Linked DNA regions of Homo sapiens: region 2 is linked to region 1. Evidence: read pairs that join two places in POLR2A ChIA-PET (ENCODE). Cell type or tissue: IMR-90. All regions are shown on one strand. Each heading gives the region's core, and the rest is flanking DNA. Links, peaks and the distances in the headings are about the cores only.

What was found. ChIA-PET counts read pairs that join two places held together with the same protein. Peaks named below come from ENCODE experiments on the same cell type or tissue, not always from the same donor. Only the 100,000 strongest peaks of a DNase experiment are listed, where the experiment ranks them.
Region 2: POLR2A ChIA-PET joins it to region 1 with 11 read pairs; 1 of 35 experiments calls an interaction of 5 or more read pairs at or near these places.

The regions. Positions count from the first base shown.
Region 1 is chr16:11,186,803-11,194,717 of GRCh38, reverse strand. No RefSeq gene overlaps it. Among named protein-coding and RNA genes, the nearest start is that of SOCS1, 65 kb to the left of the region's middle. In IMR-90, for the core only: no CTCF peak of the experiment used is centred there; a DNase peak (open chromatin) is centred at 3,927.
Region 2 is chr16:11,788,416-11,796,330 of GRCh38, reverse strand. The region is part of intron 1 of ZC3H7A (zinc finger CCCH-type containing 7A); the gene reads left to right. Among named protein-coding and RNA genes, the nearest start is that of ZC3H7A, 4.9 kb to the left of the region's middle. RefSeq lists an enhancer at 7,888-7,915. In IMR-90, for the core only: no CTCF peak of the experiment used is centred there; no DNase peak of the experiment used is centred there; H3K27ac peaks cover 79 bases.

The DNA of each region.
Region 1 (7,915 bases), core at 2,564-5,063:
CCCCCTGGACCAATCACTGGAAGGAAAAGAGGATGGCGATGATTTCTCCCTTGGTGCTGGGCTCAGTGCCTGGTGTACACAATGGGGCTCTATGGGCAGAGACATGCATGTGGCTGCTGGGCAGGCACTCAGGGTGACTGACCCCAAAAACCATGAACAAAGGTCTACAGGGGGCAGAGCTGAGGGGCTCCCAACAACTCACAGAAGCCTGGACCTGCTTCCCCAGGGAGCTGAGGCTTGAGCAGGGCTTTGAAGGATGCATGAGTTCACCAGGCCCAAGAAATCGCCTGCAAAGGCTCTGAAACACAAAATAGCAAATGTCAAGGTAATGAAGAGCCTCTCGGAGGCTAAGATAGTTGAAAAGTGAATCAACAGTCCAGCGATTAGACTGCCAGGCTAAGGGGCTCAGGTCTAACTTGTGGGCCATCCTTCTTCTAATTCAAGCCTTTAAAGTACCACTTCTGTGGTTGAACCATGGCTGAGCACCATTATTTAACAATTTATTTAAAACGCAACAATTTTAAAAGGTAATTTCAACTTAAAAGTACATCCCACAATACTCTACAAGCAGAACACCAGCCCAGCTTGCCACAAATAGCAGGTAACTAAATAAATGCAATGAAAATAAAACAAGGCCAGTGTGGTGACTCACACCTATAATCCCAGTACTTTGAAAGGCCAAGGTGGGAGGACTGCTTCAGGCCAGGAGTTTGAGACCTACCTGGGCAACATGGTGAGACCCTGTCTGTACAAAAAAACACAAAAGTTAGCCAGATGTGATGGTGTGCACCTCCCAGCTACTTGGGAGGCTGAGGTGGAAGAATCCCTTGAGCCTGGGAGACAGCAGTTACAGTGAGCTGAGATTGCACCACTGTACTCCAGCCTTGGTGACAGAGTGAGATCCCATCTCCAAAAAGAAGAGGAGGAAGAAGAAGGAAGAAGGAAGGAGGAGGAGGAGAAGAGGAGGAAGAGGAGGAAGAGGAGGAAGAAGAAGAAGAGCAGGATGAGGAGGAAGAGGGAGGCAAAGAAGGAAAAGATGAGGAGGAGGAAGAGGAGGAGTTAGAGGAGGAGGAAAAGATGATCATCATGATAATGACTGATGATGAAGAGAAAGAAGAAGAGGAAGAGGATGAAGAGGAAGGGGAAGAGAGGAAGAGGAGAAAGAAGAAAAGTTATGATGCAGATGGGCCAGGCACCATGGCTTACACCTGTAATCCCAGCACTTTGAGAGACTGAGGCAGGTGGATCACCTGAAGTCAAGAGTTCAAGACCAGCCTGACCAACATGATGAACCCCTATCTCTACTAAAAATACAAAAAACTAGCTGGTGGTGGTGGTACTTGCCTGTAATCCCAGCTACTCAGGAGGCTGAGGCAGGAGAATCGCTTGAACCTGGGAGGTGGAGGTGGCAGTGAGCCGAAATCATGCCACTACACTCCAGCCTAGCCGACAGAGCCAGACTCCGTCTAAAAAAAAAAAAAAAAAAAAAGATGATGAAGATGATGCCAGGGAAGACAAAATGATGATGGTGATTTTTGTTTGTGGAATAACAAAGGGAAGTAGAATAACAAAGGATAGGCTTGGCTTTTAGAAAGTGTTTCTCACAATCACCTTCTCACAGCTGAAAAGCATGAGAGGAAGCTCTGTGAGTAGCCACTGAGCCTGGAGTGTCCTAGGTGGGTGGCTGGACCCTGCACTGGGGCTGCTCATGGGGCTGCCTGTCCAGAGACTGCAGCTCCCTAAAGGCAGTGGTAGCTTCTTCAGCCCCCTGCCCAGCCTGGGACAATCCTGCCCAGAGGGTCATGGGACTGCAAGGCACCTCTCAGTAGCCACTCCCTGAAGCCAGAGACAAGGGCAACTGGTTTATTCACCAATCTTGTGGCATGTCAAGGAGAAAAGGGTCACTGTAGGAGTGCCTGCTGGGGGCCAGCCACTCATGACCCCTCTTGGTGAAGCTGGTGTGCAGACTTTGCACACAGGCACTCTGGAAAGAAGGTGTCTGAACTTCCATCTTGCAGGAGGGGAAACTGAAGTTCAGAGATGTCCAGTCACTTGCTCTTGGTCACACAGAAAGTTGGTTGTAGAATCAGGAGTTAAAACCATGCTTGTCTAGCCCCAGGGTCTCTCTGTACATGTGTGTACATACGGGTACACACATGCATTGCACACCTGTGTGTGTGTGTGTGTGTGTGTGTGTGTGTGTGTGTGTGCATGTCTCTGGGAGCCCTCCCCTGTGAGACTGGTAAGCTGGACTTTTGGCAGTCACCTTCTAGCTGACCTCCTGGCCTCCACCCTCACCCTGCCCCAGGGTGTTCTCCAAGCAGAGGTCTGAGTGGCCCTGTTAAAACCTAGGTTGTGCCACAGCCCTCTCCCCCCAGTCCTCCAGGGCTCCCCATCCTTCTCAGAGGAGAGGCCAAGGTATCCTCTGTGGCCTCCCCGGTCTTCCCCATCATTGCTCTGACACCTCTACCCTTACTCTCCCTAGCTCCTCTCCAGCCATGCCAGTGCTCGCAGCTCCTCCAGGGTGCTCCAGGGCCTTTGCACTGGCTGTTCCCTCTGCCTGGGGTGCTGTCACCCCAGACATCCATGAGGTTCTCTCACTCACCTCCTTCAATCTCTGCTCAAAGTCCTTTCTCAGAACAACCTTCCCTGACCTCCTGGTTTAAAACGGTAGCTCCTTTCTTCCCCTTACTGGCCTGCTGATCCCCCTTCCTTGGCTGTATTTTTATAGAATTTACCTATTTTTAATTTTCTTTGTTGCCTATGTCCCCTGCTGGGAGGTCCTTCCCTCCCTTGTCTGAGTCATTTACTGCTGCCTCCCTAGTGACCTGTACAGTGTCTGGTACACAGTATGTGCTCAGTCAACGTTTTTTGTTTGTTTGTTTTTTGTTTTTTTAGACAAAGTGCCACTCTATCACCCAAGCTGGAGTGCAGTGACATGATCTCAGCTCACTGCAACCTCCGTCTCCTGTGTTCAGGCGATTCTCATGCCTCAGCCACCTGAGTAGTTGGGACTACAGGCGCATGCCACCACACCCAGCTATTTTTTGTATTTTTAGTAGAGATGGGGTTTCGCCATGTTGGTCAGGCTGGTCTCAAACTCCTGGGCTCAAGTGATTCTCCCACCTCAGACTCCCAAAAGTGCTGGGATTACAGATGTGAGCCACTGTGCCCAGCTAAGTTTTGCTGGATCAATGTTCAAGTCCTGGGAGAAGCCAAGCCTTCCCTCTCCACCTGCTGAAGCCTCCTGGGGAGGGGCCCGAGGATGGGGCTTTCTAGTTCCCACCTCTCATGACAGATGCCATCAAGGCCCAGGCAGACGGTGCGCTGCGCCAATGGATTTTGGCAGCAGTTACTCTGAAAAGGGCTGTTCCCGCTTGGGCAGATTGGCAGGAAAAGCCCCAAGTCAATAAGGGGTGGGAGATAAGCATGTTCGAGAGAAGCCACTGAGATTGGGTGGGCTCCAGGCTGTTCCTGTGAATCTGCAGGGCAACCCAAGGTGGGGGCGGGGTGGGGCAGGTGCCCTGCTGTGGCACCTGGAGCTGGCACAAGGCCTGCTCTGGCCCTGGTCACGGTGTGGGGTGGGGGCTCCTTCTGTCTTTGGCTGCCTGTATCTGCTCTGTGAGAGGCAAAGGATGCCAGGCCCAGGGCACTGGACCAGGCTCGTGGACTCCTGCTCAAGGCACTGCCGACTTCAGATTTTAGGTCCAAGTCCCAGGGGGGACTTCGCTTCTCAGCCAAGTGGCCCTGGTTCAAGGGTCCGCCATCTGTAACATGGGGATAATAATAGTCCCAGCGCAGCAAGGTTATTGGGAGTATGAACTCCGATTAGGCTTAGAAACTGCTTAGCTAAGCCTGGCCTGGAGGAAGTGCCCATTAAGTGGGAGTTTTTGCTGCTATTTTAGCTGCAGCAACACTGCCTCATAGCTGTGTGACTCAGGATCAGTCACTCAGCCTCCCTGGTCTGGGTCTCAGTTGCTGTTCTGTAAAAGAAGATGATACTACTAGAAGGCTTCCCACCATCTACAAGAGACTCAAAATATGCAGGCTGATTGAGGCTGGGAAGCTGCTGGGGGCCTCACCTGGATCAGAGGAGACTCCAGCCCTGGAACGTCAGACCTCCAGCTGGGATGGACTAGGGACAAGTGGAGGGAGGGGGGCCGCTGGCTGTGGGAATGTCGAGGATGGAGAGGGGAAATCTGAGGAGGCTTCTCAGAGGAGGTGAACTCTGAGCTGGGCTGTAAATCGGGAAAGATTTAAAATGTACAACATTTGGCGGTGGGGAGGCTGTGGTGAGATGGGCACTTGTGTACATCGCTGGTGAGAGTGTCAGTGGTCCAATATTTTTGGAAAGCAATCTGGCAATTTGTAGCCAGAGTCTTAAGATGGTTTACCTTTCTATGATCTAGTAATTCCCATGCTCAGGACCTCTTCTGGGGAGGTAATATAAAATGTGGATAGACCATGAGGGTGCACAGCTAGCCACAGGGATACATTCCCTGCAGCAGAACTTGTTACACACTTTAGAAATGGAGTTTCCATGGCCAGACTCAGTGGCTCGCACCTGTAATCCCAGCACTTTGGGAGGCTGAGGTGGGCAAATTGCTTGAGCCCAGGAGTTTGAGATGAGGCAGGGCAACATGGGGAAAACCCATCTCTACTAAAAATACAAAAATTAGCCGGGCATGTTGGTGCATGCCTGTAATCCCAGCTACTCAGGACACCGAGGCAGGAGAATTGCCTGAACCCGGGAGGCAGAGGTTGCGGTGAGCTGAGATGGCACCACTGCACTCCTGCCTAGGCAACAGCATGAGACTCCATCTCAAAAAAAAAAAAAAAAAATGGAGTTTCCAGGATCGTGGAGAAATGATGAACCATATCATGTCACGCTGGGTCAAAAGCATGACATGAAATGACACCCACTGTGTTATTTCAATTCTAAAATGCATAGAAAAAAGACCAGAAAGAAATCTGCCAGGATGTCCACAAGGGTTGTCCTTTAATGGTGAGATTATGGGAAATACTGTTGTTCTAGACTTTGCCAAATTGCCAGGAGAGCTGTGCAGTCCTTTTGGCAACCAGTTGCAGCAACACAGCAAAAGAGAAAAATGAAACCCGGCAAAGGAAGAGGTGACGGCAGCTCAGGTAGACACCGGGCACACGGATGGTTTGTTTGGACACTTGTTGAGCCGCCGGCCTGGCCAGAGACCAAGAGCTGTCCTTTACCCGTCCTCTCCCTTGTGGCCAGTCCGACCAAACCTGTCAATTTTACCTGCTGAACATGTTGCAGGTCACCCACTTCAGCTGTGACCTGTCCCCACTGCCATGGGCTCCTCTTGATCACTCGTCACCTGCAGCTCCGGCCATCTTCTTGCCAGCCACATCCAGCCAGGCGGTTTTTTTTGTGTAAAACACTTCAGTGTGTGCCATTGCCATTGGTCCCTCGGCCAAGCTCTCCAGTGTAGCTTTGAAGGCCTCTGGGGGCTGCCCAGGCAGGCCCTCTGGGTATGGCACCGTCACGCTGCGTTCCTGCCTTTCTAGCTGGCTTCTTTACCATCTTCCATCTACGCCACGCCCAGCCTGGCCCGGGAGCTAGTGCTGCAGAGTGGAGCCAAAGAACAAACACGGGGATTGAATGAACAAGCGGAGTGGTTCCTACCATCCGCTGGGGCATGCAAATGGGGAGAGGGAACCCAGGGAGCGACCCATTTTCCAGATGAGGAAATGGAGGCCTAAGAAGTTAGTTTCTGTGCCCTGTGTGCAGATGCCACAGCTGGGAAGTCATGGTCTGCCTGTCTGTTGTTAGATCCTGTCCTTTGTGAGGGCAATGGCTGTGTTCAGGTCACCTCTGTGTCCCCAGGATGCAGCCCAAGCAGGCACACAGGCGGAGGTGGAATGAGAGAGTGAGGAGGCCCTGGGTCTCGGCCCATAGGGCAGCAACTTGAATATTTTTAGCTGCCTTCTTGGGGAGGGGACATGCGGGTAGCAGCGGAGAGTGCTCAGGAGGGTGGCCTCAGTTTACCCACAGGGGCTGGGCTAATCAAATATTGAGCTCCCTGCACCTGACCCAGGGGTTCGGAAGGGCTACTGGAGGTGAAGGGGTCAGGGTAAGGAGAAAATACTGTACCAGCCACCGATCACCAGTCTGCCCCTAGGCCCAGGTGTTGGGGGAGCTGACAGGGTGGGGAGCCCACACCTGCCAAAGACTGGTCCGTACTTCTATCCAGGTGGACAAGGGCCCAAGATCCTCACATGTGATTTTTAAAGAGAAGCCAGGAATCCAGGTATTTGTACCAGATCCCCGACGTTTAAAATCTTGGCTCAATGGTTCTTTTAAAAGCCTTTGATGGCCAAACGGAACACACAGAGGGGCTGCACTGGACCCAGGGGCTGCCCATTTGTAACCTCTGGTTTGGGGGGTGTGGCTACTGTGTTTGGGGTCTGGTAGCGCCTCCCTGCATCCACTCCAGGTCCCCAGGCCCCCACCAGTCTTCCAGCCCATGTGCCTGTTGAGTCTCCAATTTTCTGTCCAAATGAGGAGCTCACTCAGGAGCCATCTCGGCTCCAGGCGAGGCAGCTGGGAGGAAGCAGGACCTTCATGGCATGGGACAGTCCTCAGCCAACAGGGCATGAGAGTTGGGGGATAAATGCCTGACCTCCTGCCCCTCCCAGGACCAGTCCCAAGGCTCATCTATGCAGCTCTGCAGAGGGGCTCCAGAGAGGCTGAGTATCAAGTGCCCCCAGCAGTGTCTGGCGGTGACCAGGCCAGCTGTGCCCTGTCTACTGGCCTCCTGCCCTTCTCTCCCAGCTCCCACTCCAGCTTCCTGGGGCCACTACCCAAATAAACCAGCAGCACTGTGTCCTCCTTTCAGGCCTCTGATGTCAGGGGTTCCCCAAACGAAAGCCATGAGATTTTGCTCATGGCAAAGAAACAAAAATCCTTTGAGGTGTGACAAACGCCAGGAAAGAAATGGGTGGCAGCTGCTGATGGAGGAAAGCAGGGGTCTGACGTCAGAATAGTCCCTGGAAGTAACACTGATTCTGTGGACGGAGGATAACGACAGAGGATGGGTGCAGGTGCAGAGGTTGGGGAGGGGGCTGGAGGGAGGAAAGGCAGGTGCCAAGGTCCTGGGAGGGGAATCAGTTGAGGGGTCTTCCAGGACAGGGCAGAGGGCTTGTGTGCTCCAAGTGGTGGGGTGTAGCCAGGGTGGGCTGCAGAGGTGGGCCAGGCTGGCTTCTTATTTTGGGTGCTGTATCAGTCAGGATTCTTCAGAGAAACAGAACCAACAGGAGATACAGATAGGTAGGTAGATAGGTAGGCAGGTATAGATATATAGATTTATAGGCTGGGCACTGCGGTTCATGCCTGTAATCCCAGCACTTTGGGAGCCTGAGGCAGGATAATCACTTTAGGCCAGGAGTTCAAGATCAGCCTGGGCAACATAGTGAGACAAAAAAAACTAAATTACCAAGTGTGCTGGCGCACGCCCGTAGTCCCAGATGCTCCGGAGGCTGAGGCGGCAGGATCGCTTGAGCCTGGGAGTTCGAGGCTGCAGTGAGCTTTGATGGCAACACTGCACTCCAGCCTCGGTGACAGAGTGAGACCCTGTTTCTAAAATAAAATTAAATTAAAAATGAGATTTACAGATGCCCCTCAATTTACAATGAGGCTACATCCCAATAAACACATCCTAAGTTGAAAACAACTTTAGTACCTCGATAAACCTGTCATAAGGTTGAAAAATTGTCAGTTGAACCCTTATAAGTTGGGGGCCGTCTGTATTATGGGAATTGGCTCATGCAATTCTGGAGGCCAAGGGGTCCTAGAATCTGCCGTCTGCAAGCTGGGAGGCCCAGGAAAGCCAGTGTCGTTCCAGTCCAAGCTGGAAGGCCCGAGAGCCAGGGCCTCTGATGT
Region 2 (7,915 bases), core at 2,260-4,759, 600 kb before region 1:
TTGGGACGATGGAGCCCACGAAATGGGGCCAGTTTCAGTTGCGGTCCCAGCTGTGAAACGTACATCTGATTTTAAAAACTTCGGATGAGAAAGAAAGTAAAAGATGTCATTGGTAATCTTTTATACTTAAATGCATGTTGAGATGGTCATGTTTGGGACAAATTGGATTAACGAAAATAGATCATTAAAATTAATCTTGGCAGGATGCAGTGGCTCATGCCTGTCATCCCAAAACTTTGGGAGGCTGAGGCAGGAGGATCGTTTGAGTGCAGGAGTTCAAGACCAGCCTCAGCAACATAGTGAGACCCCTGTCTCTACAAAAAATACAAAAAATTAACTGGGCGTGGTGGCGCACGCCGGTAGTCAGCTACTCGGGAAGCTGAGGTGGGAGAATCTGCTACTCGGAAGGCTGGGGTGGGAGAATCCCTTGAGCCCAGGAGATTGAGGCTTCGGTGAGCTGAGATTGTGCCTTTGTGCTCCAGCCTGGGACACTGTCTCAAAACAAACAAATAAAAAAACAAAAGTTAATCTCACTGCTTTTCTTTTTCTCTTTTTTTAGTGTGGCTATTTGGAAATTTAAAATGACATATACGGGCCGGGCGGGGTGGCTCAACGTCTGTAATCCCAGCACTTTGGGAGGCCGAGGTGTGTGGATCACCTGAGGTCAGGAATTCCGAGACCAGCCTGGCCAACATGGAGAAACCCCGTCTCTAGTAAAAATACAAAAATCAGCCAGGCGTGGTGGCAGGCGCCTGTAATCCCAGCTACTGGGGAGGCTGAGGCAGGAGAATCGTTTGAACCGGGAGGCAGAGGTTGCAGTGAGCCGAGATTGTGCCACTGCACTCCTCCCTGGGCAACAGAGCGAGACTCCCTCTCCACATACATGCGTACATACATACATACATACAATGACACGTATGGCTTATTTTGTGTAATATATTTTGTACAATATTTCGACTGGACAGCGCGCAGCTGGGGCATCTGAATGGGTGGTGGCCCTGAGAAGACATGTCTATCTGCTTATCTTTCCTGCTTCTCTGATGGCATGTGGCCTCCTTCCCTTAAGCTCTCAAAGAATCCACTGCCTCTTCCTTCTCATACTGAGCCAAACTGTTGAACTGAATTGCACAATGGGTCTTGTCCTAATTTGCAGAATAATTCAAGTTAATGGACAGTATTTTCCCTGTTGAAAAATTTTCCCTATCTGCTGTATGCTGGAGGCTACAAATAGTTGTATGAGGTTTGTCTCAGGATGAGATCATGAGTTGTTGAGGCTCAATATTATCAATATTTGTGCGTGTGTGTTTGTGTGTGTGTGTTTATTCTACAAAGAGCCCGTTGATTTTCTGCCATCCAAACGAAGTGGAGAATTCCTGCCTTTCTTCATGTTACTGTGACTTTTCGTTGGGGGTTTTACACAGACCTACACCCTCTTTCCTTCCCATTCCCCAGATTCTGTCAGTTTTTGCAAATAAGAATGGTGGCTTGTCAGCCACATTGTTCCACAATTCTTAGTTTTGACTGATTTTAAAACCTGCCAGTTGGGGTGGGTTAAATTGTCATTGTAAGTGGAAGAGAATCAATTATAGAAACTCTCAACTCCAGGGATGGTGAGAGTGACTGTTGGAAAGTTTTGAGCATTTCAGTAAAGGAAGAAAGAAACAAAAGACGTCTGTATCCTGTTGCCACAGATACCCTAGAAAGGGCTTTCTAGAGACAGTATGATGTGAGCAAACTTTTGTCTTCTGGATAACGTCTGGAAGTGTTCTGTTTTGTTTTGTTTTTTTTCTAGTGAAAATATTTTTCTCCAGAATCCTTATGAAAATTACTTAAAGTGTGAGGTGTTGGCAAATCAAGAAGAAATTTTAGATAATTTTTAAGGAGGAGAGAAGTATTAAAGTATTAATCCAGAAGTTTAAAAATTACTGCTAGTGATAACGTTTTAATTTACATGTACACAAAAGGCATATTAAATGAGGTGATTTTCGTTTATGTAAAGCAACGAGGTTACTTTTTCACAAATAGAAAGCGGGAAGCTTTATGTTTTCTGAAAAGGCCTGAATTTGGAGCAGGACATTAATCTGGCACATTTGGTAAGAAGGTGAGAGTGTGTTGGGGTTACTTGGTTGGGAAGACTTCATCGGCTGGCGGTCTTGGGTACATCGTGGTGGTATCAGTGTCCCCAGGCAAATCATTTGTCATGAAGCTTTTACATGAAATATTCCTGTTGAGTTCTTCCATACAGAGGTCATAGATAAGATGAGATGTTCCTGGGAACCACCACTTAGCAGGGCGTGGGTGCCGAGGGAGGCTCTTGGCAGGCGGAGCCTCTTCGCAGAGGGAGGCTCTTCAGGCTCTTCACAGACTTTGTATCTTACTGAATCTGAAATCTGACAGCAATTTCAAAGTGAATAGTTCCTGTGGGGGGAAGAACTCCAGCCAAAATGTAACATTACCTTCCTGCTGTTGTTTGGCATACTGTCTCTCATGAAATTTTCCTTTTCAGTAAAAGGGAGAAACTGTTTCATAAAGTATCCAATAGGAGCTTCAACAACTTTAATGTCTTATCATCTGGGTTTGCAGCCTTCTGAGGCTTGCCTTGTGCCCCAGGTGCTTTTGTAAGTGTTGCAAGAGCCAGTTAATATACTGTTGCCAATTAAGGATGACAATAATGATACTTTAACTACTTTGTAGTTGTTGTTTTAAAGCTATTAATATTACACAGGCTTCAGTCTGGGGATAGAATTGAATATGGAGTGGAATGTATCATTTTTCCTCCCCCCCACCCCCTTTTTTTTGAGACAGGATCTTGCTCTGACACCCAGGTTGGAGTATAGTGGCATAGTCATAGTTTGCTGTGACCTCAAACTCCTGGCCTCAAGCAATCCTTCTGCCTCAGTCTCCCGAGTAGCTGGCACTACAGTGTACACCACCATGCCCATTTAATTTTTTAAACATTTTTATAGAGATGGGGTCTCCTATGTTGCCTAGGCTGGTCTCAAACTCCTGGCCTGAAGCGATCCTCCCACCTCAGCCTCCTAAAATGTTGGGATTACAGGCATGAGCCACTGCACCCAGCCTGTAATTTTTCACTTGAAATGTAGGGATACCTTTTTAGGCAAAAGTACAAATGCTGTGCTAGGTGACCTCTGCACTGCCTTCACTGGGAGACTTTGGTCCTGTGTTAGTACATCTTGTAAGTAAGGCTGTTTTAATATTATTTGTATTTAAATACATTATGTTCTGGGTGGAGCAGATCCCCTTGAAAGATTTTCCCTGGAGTGATGTCCAGACTCCTGGCCTACTGCATTCCTGTGAAAGCCCTCTGCTTTGTCTGAGTTGCATTAAATGACGTCTGTTGAGCATATCTTTTTGTGTACACAAGTGCACACGCATGCGTGTGTTTCTTTCATTTCTCCTGAATGGCTTTAAAGTGCCCACCTGTTCATCAGAGCCATATTTGTCTTTCAGAGCCCAGCCCAGGGCCACCCTAGACAGATGCTCACTCCCCTCCAGGCGTCTTTGGCACGTAATGTGCAGAAGAGCCAGGTGGATAGGCTCTCAGGCTTGGAGCCAGGCTGTCTGCCTTTGAAATTGAGCTCTGCTACTTCCTAGGTGTAATCCTGGGCCAGCTGCGTCACTTATCTGTATTTCAGTTTCTTTATAGTACCTGTCACTTAAGGTTAGCAGGAGGATTAAATGACTTAATACGTATAAAGCATGTAGAACAGTGCCTGGAGTCCAGTAAGAGCTACTATTTCTGTCTCAGTATGTTGCAGTCACATTTCCCTTACCTTGATGTCTTCTGTTAATGTGAGCTAGTTTCTAAAGTTACCATGTAAGGTCAAAAGCTCATGGATGTGGATTTATTTGTCTAGTTACCAACATTGTACTAGACTTTGGGATAATGAGTTTAACCTACCAGGCACTGAGTAAATAGTAAGGGAGTTCTGAAGATCCAGGATACCTTGAGATCTTACATAACTTCAAGATTAGTAACAAATTTTAAATCAGCTGATCCCAGAGAGATGATATTCCAGTTTGTAAGAGTTCAGTTAATTTAATGAAATTCTTATTTAATTGAGTTTCTTGCTTTAAAATGAACTGTTCAAAGTATCTCTCCTTGGGCCAGACACAGGTCACGCCTGTAATCCCAATACTTTGGGAGGCTAAGGTGGGTGGATTGCTTGAGCCTGGAAGTTTGAGAACAGCCTGGGCAATATAGTGGGACTCTGTCTCTACAAAAAATACAAAAATTATTCAGGTATAGTGGCATGTGCTTGTAGTTCCAGCTACTTGGGAGGCTGAGATGGGAAGATTGAGCTCTGGAGGTTGAGGCTGCAGTGAGCTATGGTTGTGCCACTGTACTGCAGCCTGGGCAACACAGGGAGACACTGTCTCAAAGACAAAACAAAAAAACAAAGTGCCTTCTTCCCTGGAATTCTTTTTTATTTAGGAGAAGAGGGGATCAGTGAAACTTGTCATTGTATATCTTGAGGAATCCCTTATGGTTTCAGGTTTTTTTCCGTCGCTGTCTCCAGGCAGTTCCCACTATATTGATTCACTTCCCACCTTGTTTCCCCAAAGGGTTGGGGGCCAAGCCCCACTATAACCAGCTCTGTTTGCATGCAGTCATTTCCTGCTGGGCACCCTCCTTCTTCACGCTTGCTTCTTGTGAATGGTTTTACCAGCTTCTATCTCCTGGGCCTCTGAACTTTGTATGAGGCATTCTCTTTACACTGGGCTGCTTACTTCATTCTTTGTTCAAGTATTTGTTGAGCTGGACCCAGATCTTGTTCTTACAATGAAGCATGAGAAGTAGCAGGTACCTGCTGAAGTGAATAAGAGGGGTGAGACTGGGGTGAGGCAGCAATTTAGGGTGGCAAGGGAAGGTACCTAACAGTGTTATTTAAGCCCACTTGTGGATGGATGAAAGGGAGGCAGCTCTGTGAAGAGCTGGGAAGTGTATTTTGGGCAGAGGGAACAACAAACACAGTGACTTAGAAGCATGGAGTGCCTGACTTGTTCTGGGAGCTCTTAAAAGGTCAGTGTGACGGGAGCCTCATGTGTGAAGCTGGGGGAGGCAGGAGCTGCGTGGCTTGGGGATGGGGGTCTGCTAGGTCACCGTACGGAGGCAAGGCTTCATCCAGCGTCCCAAGCAACTGCTGAAGGGTCTTAAGCAGAGTGCAAGCATTGGGATGTGTGTGTGTGTGTGTGTGTGTGTGTGTGTGTGTGTGTGTGTTTTAAAAATTTATTTTAGAGACAGGGTCTTGCTCTGTACCCCAGGCTGGAGTGCAGTGGTGTGATTATAGCTTGCTGAGCCTTGAAGACCTGGGCTTAAGCGATCTTCCTCCCTTAGCCTCTGAGTAGCTGAGACTACATACAAGCAGGTGCCACCAGTCTGGGCTGATTTTTATTTTTATTTTTTACTTGTTTTATTTATCTATTTATTTTTGAGGCAGAATGTTGCTCTGTGGCCCAGGCTGGAGTGCAGTGGCGCAATCTTGGCTCACTGCAACCTCTGCCTCCTGGGAGAGACCGAGGTGGGCAGATCACCTGAGGTCGGGAGTTCAAGACCAGCTGGACCAACATGAAGAAACCTCATCTCTACTAAAAATACAAAATTAGCCGGGCGTTTTGGCGTGTGCCTGTAATCACAGCTACTCGGGAGGCTGAGGCAGAAGAATCGCTTGAACCTGGGAGGCGGAGGTTGCAATGAGCCGAGATCGTGCCATTGCACTCCAGCCTGGGCAATAAGAGTGAAACTCCGTCTCAAACAACAATAATAACGACGACGACAACAACACCTTTGCTGTCAAAAATAACCAAAGTCAAAAGATTGACATCAAATTGGAAAAAATACCAATAACATCAGAAAGGACTATTTTCCTCAACATATAAAGAGCTTCCATAAATAAGTAAAGCTCAGCCTGGAAGAAAAATGAGCAGAGGGTATGAGCAAACAATTCACAGACAAGGAAGTACAGATGATTCTTAAATTTGAAAGGACGCTGAGCCTTGCTAATGATAGATTAAAACAAACATGGCCTCATCACATTGCCACACTGTTTCTCACTTTTTTGGTTCACAAGGATGCACACATTTGATGCCTGGGTGAAGTGGGGAACCAGGAATCCTCTGCATTGTTGGTGGGAGAATCATTTGGTGTATTGTGTCAATAGCTGGCAAAATAAACAAATACATATGCCCTTTATCCTTTAGAAATTCTTTTTTTTTTTTTTTTTTTTTTTGAGATGGAGTCTCACTCTGTGGTTCAGGTGGAATGCAGTGGCATGATCTTTGCTCGCTGCAGCCTGCACCTCCCGGGTTCTAGCTATTCTCCTGCCTTAGCGTCTCGAGTAGCTGGGATTACAGGTGTATGCCTCCACACCCGGTTAATTTTTGTATTTTTAGTAGAGATGGGGTTTCACCATGTTGGCTGGGCTGGTCTGGAACTCCTGACTTCAAGTGATCTGCCTGCCTCGGCCTCCCAAAGTGCTGGGATTACAGGTGTGAGCCACCATGGCTGGCCTATCCTATAAAAGTTCTTTAAAGGGATACTTAGATGTGTATGAAATGCCCTGTGTACATGGTGACCTTTAAAGATTGGAAACAACCAGAAGGTCCATCACCAGAGGCCTGGTAAAATTATGGTACAACCATATCATGGAACGCTGTGTGTTTTGAAAACGAACACACTGATTAGATACTACATAAAGACAGTGGGGTACAGAACTCACTGGTAGCTCCAGTTTGAATAAAAAAGAACATATGCACGGCCGGGCGCAGTGGCTCATGCCTGTTATTCCAGCACTTTGGGAGGCCAAGGCAGGCCGATCACCTGAGGTCAGGAGTTCAAGACCAGCCTGGCCAACATGGTGAAACCCCATCTCTACAAAAATACAAAAATTAGCCAGGCCTGGTGACGTGCGCCTGTAATCCCAGCTACTTGGGAGGCTGAGGCAGTAGAATTGCTTGAACCCAGGAAGCGGAGGCTGGAGATTGTGCCATTGCACTCCAGCCTGGGTGACAGAGCGAGAGTTTGTCTCAAAAAAAAAATAAAAACAAACAAACATATACACAGAATACTTTTACCTTTTTATTTTGAAATAATTATAGACTCACAGGAAGTTTCAAAAGTAGTACATGGAGTCCCATGAACCCTTCACCCCCTCTTCCTTCAATGGTGACATATAACTGTAGCACACTGTCACAACCAGGAAATTGACATTAGTATAATACTGTTAACCAAACTATGGGCCTCACTGGGTTTTAAGCAGCACTTGTGTGTGTGTGGTTGTGCGTGCCTGTGTGTGTATGTGTGTGTGTGTAGTATTATGCAGTTTTATCCCATGCATAAATTCATGTAACCACTCCCACAATCAAGATACAGAATCGTTCTATAGAATATCTTTGTGAGGCCGAGCGTGGTGGCTCACGCCTGTAATCCCAGCACTTTGGGAGGCTGAGGCAGGCAGATCACGAGGTCAGGAGTTCGAGACCAGCCTGACCAACATGGTGAAACCCCATCTCTACTAAAAATACAAAAATTAGCTGGGTGTGCTGGTGCGTACCTGTAACCCCAGATACTGGGGCGGCTGAGGCAGGATAATCGCTTGAACCCAGGAGGCGGAGGTTGTATTGAGCCGAGATCACGCCACTACACTCCAGCCTGGGCAACAGAGGGAGACTGCGTCTCAAAAAAAAAAAAAAAGAAAGAAAAAAAAGAAAGCAATATATTTGTCTGGACTTTTCTGAGACTGGTAACAGTGGTTGGTGGCCCTCCAGGAGGGCAAACGGGCGGAAGGGCAAATGGGTGGCTAAGTGATAGGATGGGAAGGAGACATTCCTTTTCACTGTCATGTTAAAATGAACAGTTTAGGATGTCTGTGAGAAATTCAAATGGAACTGTCAA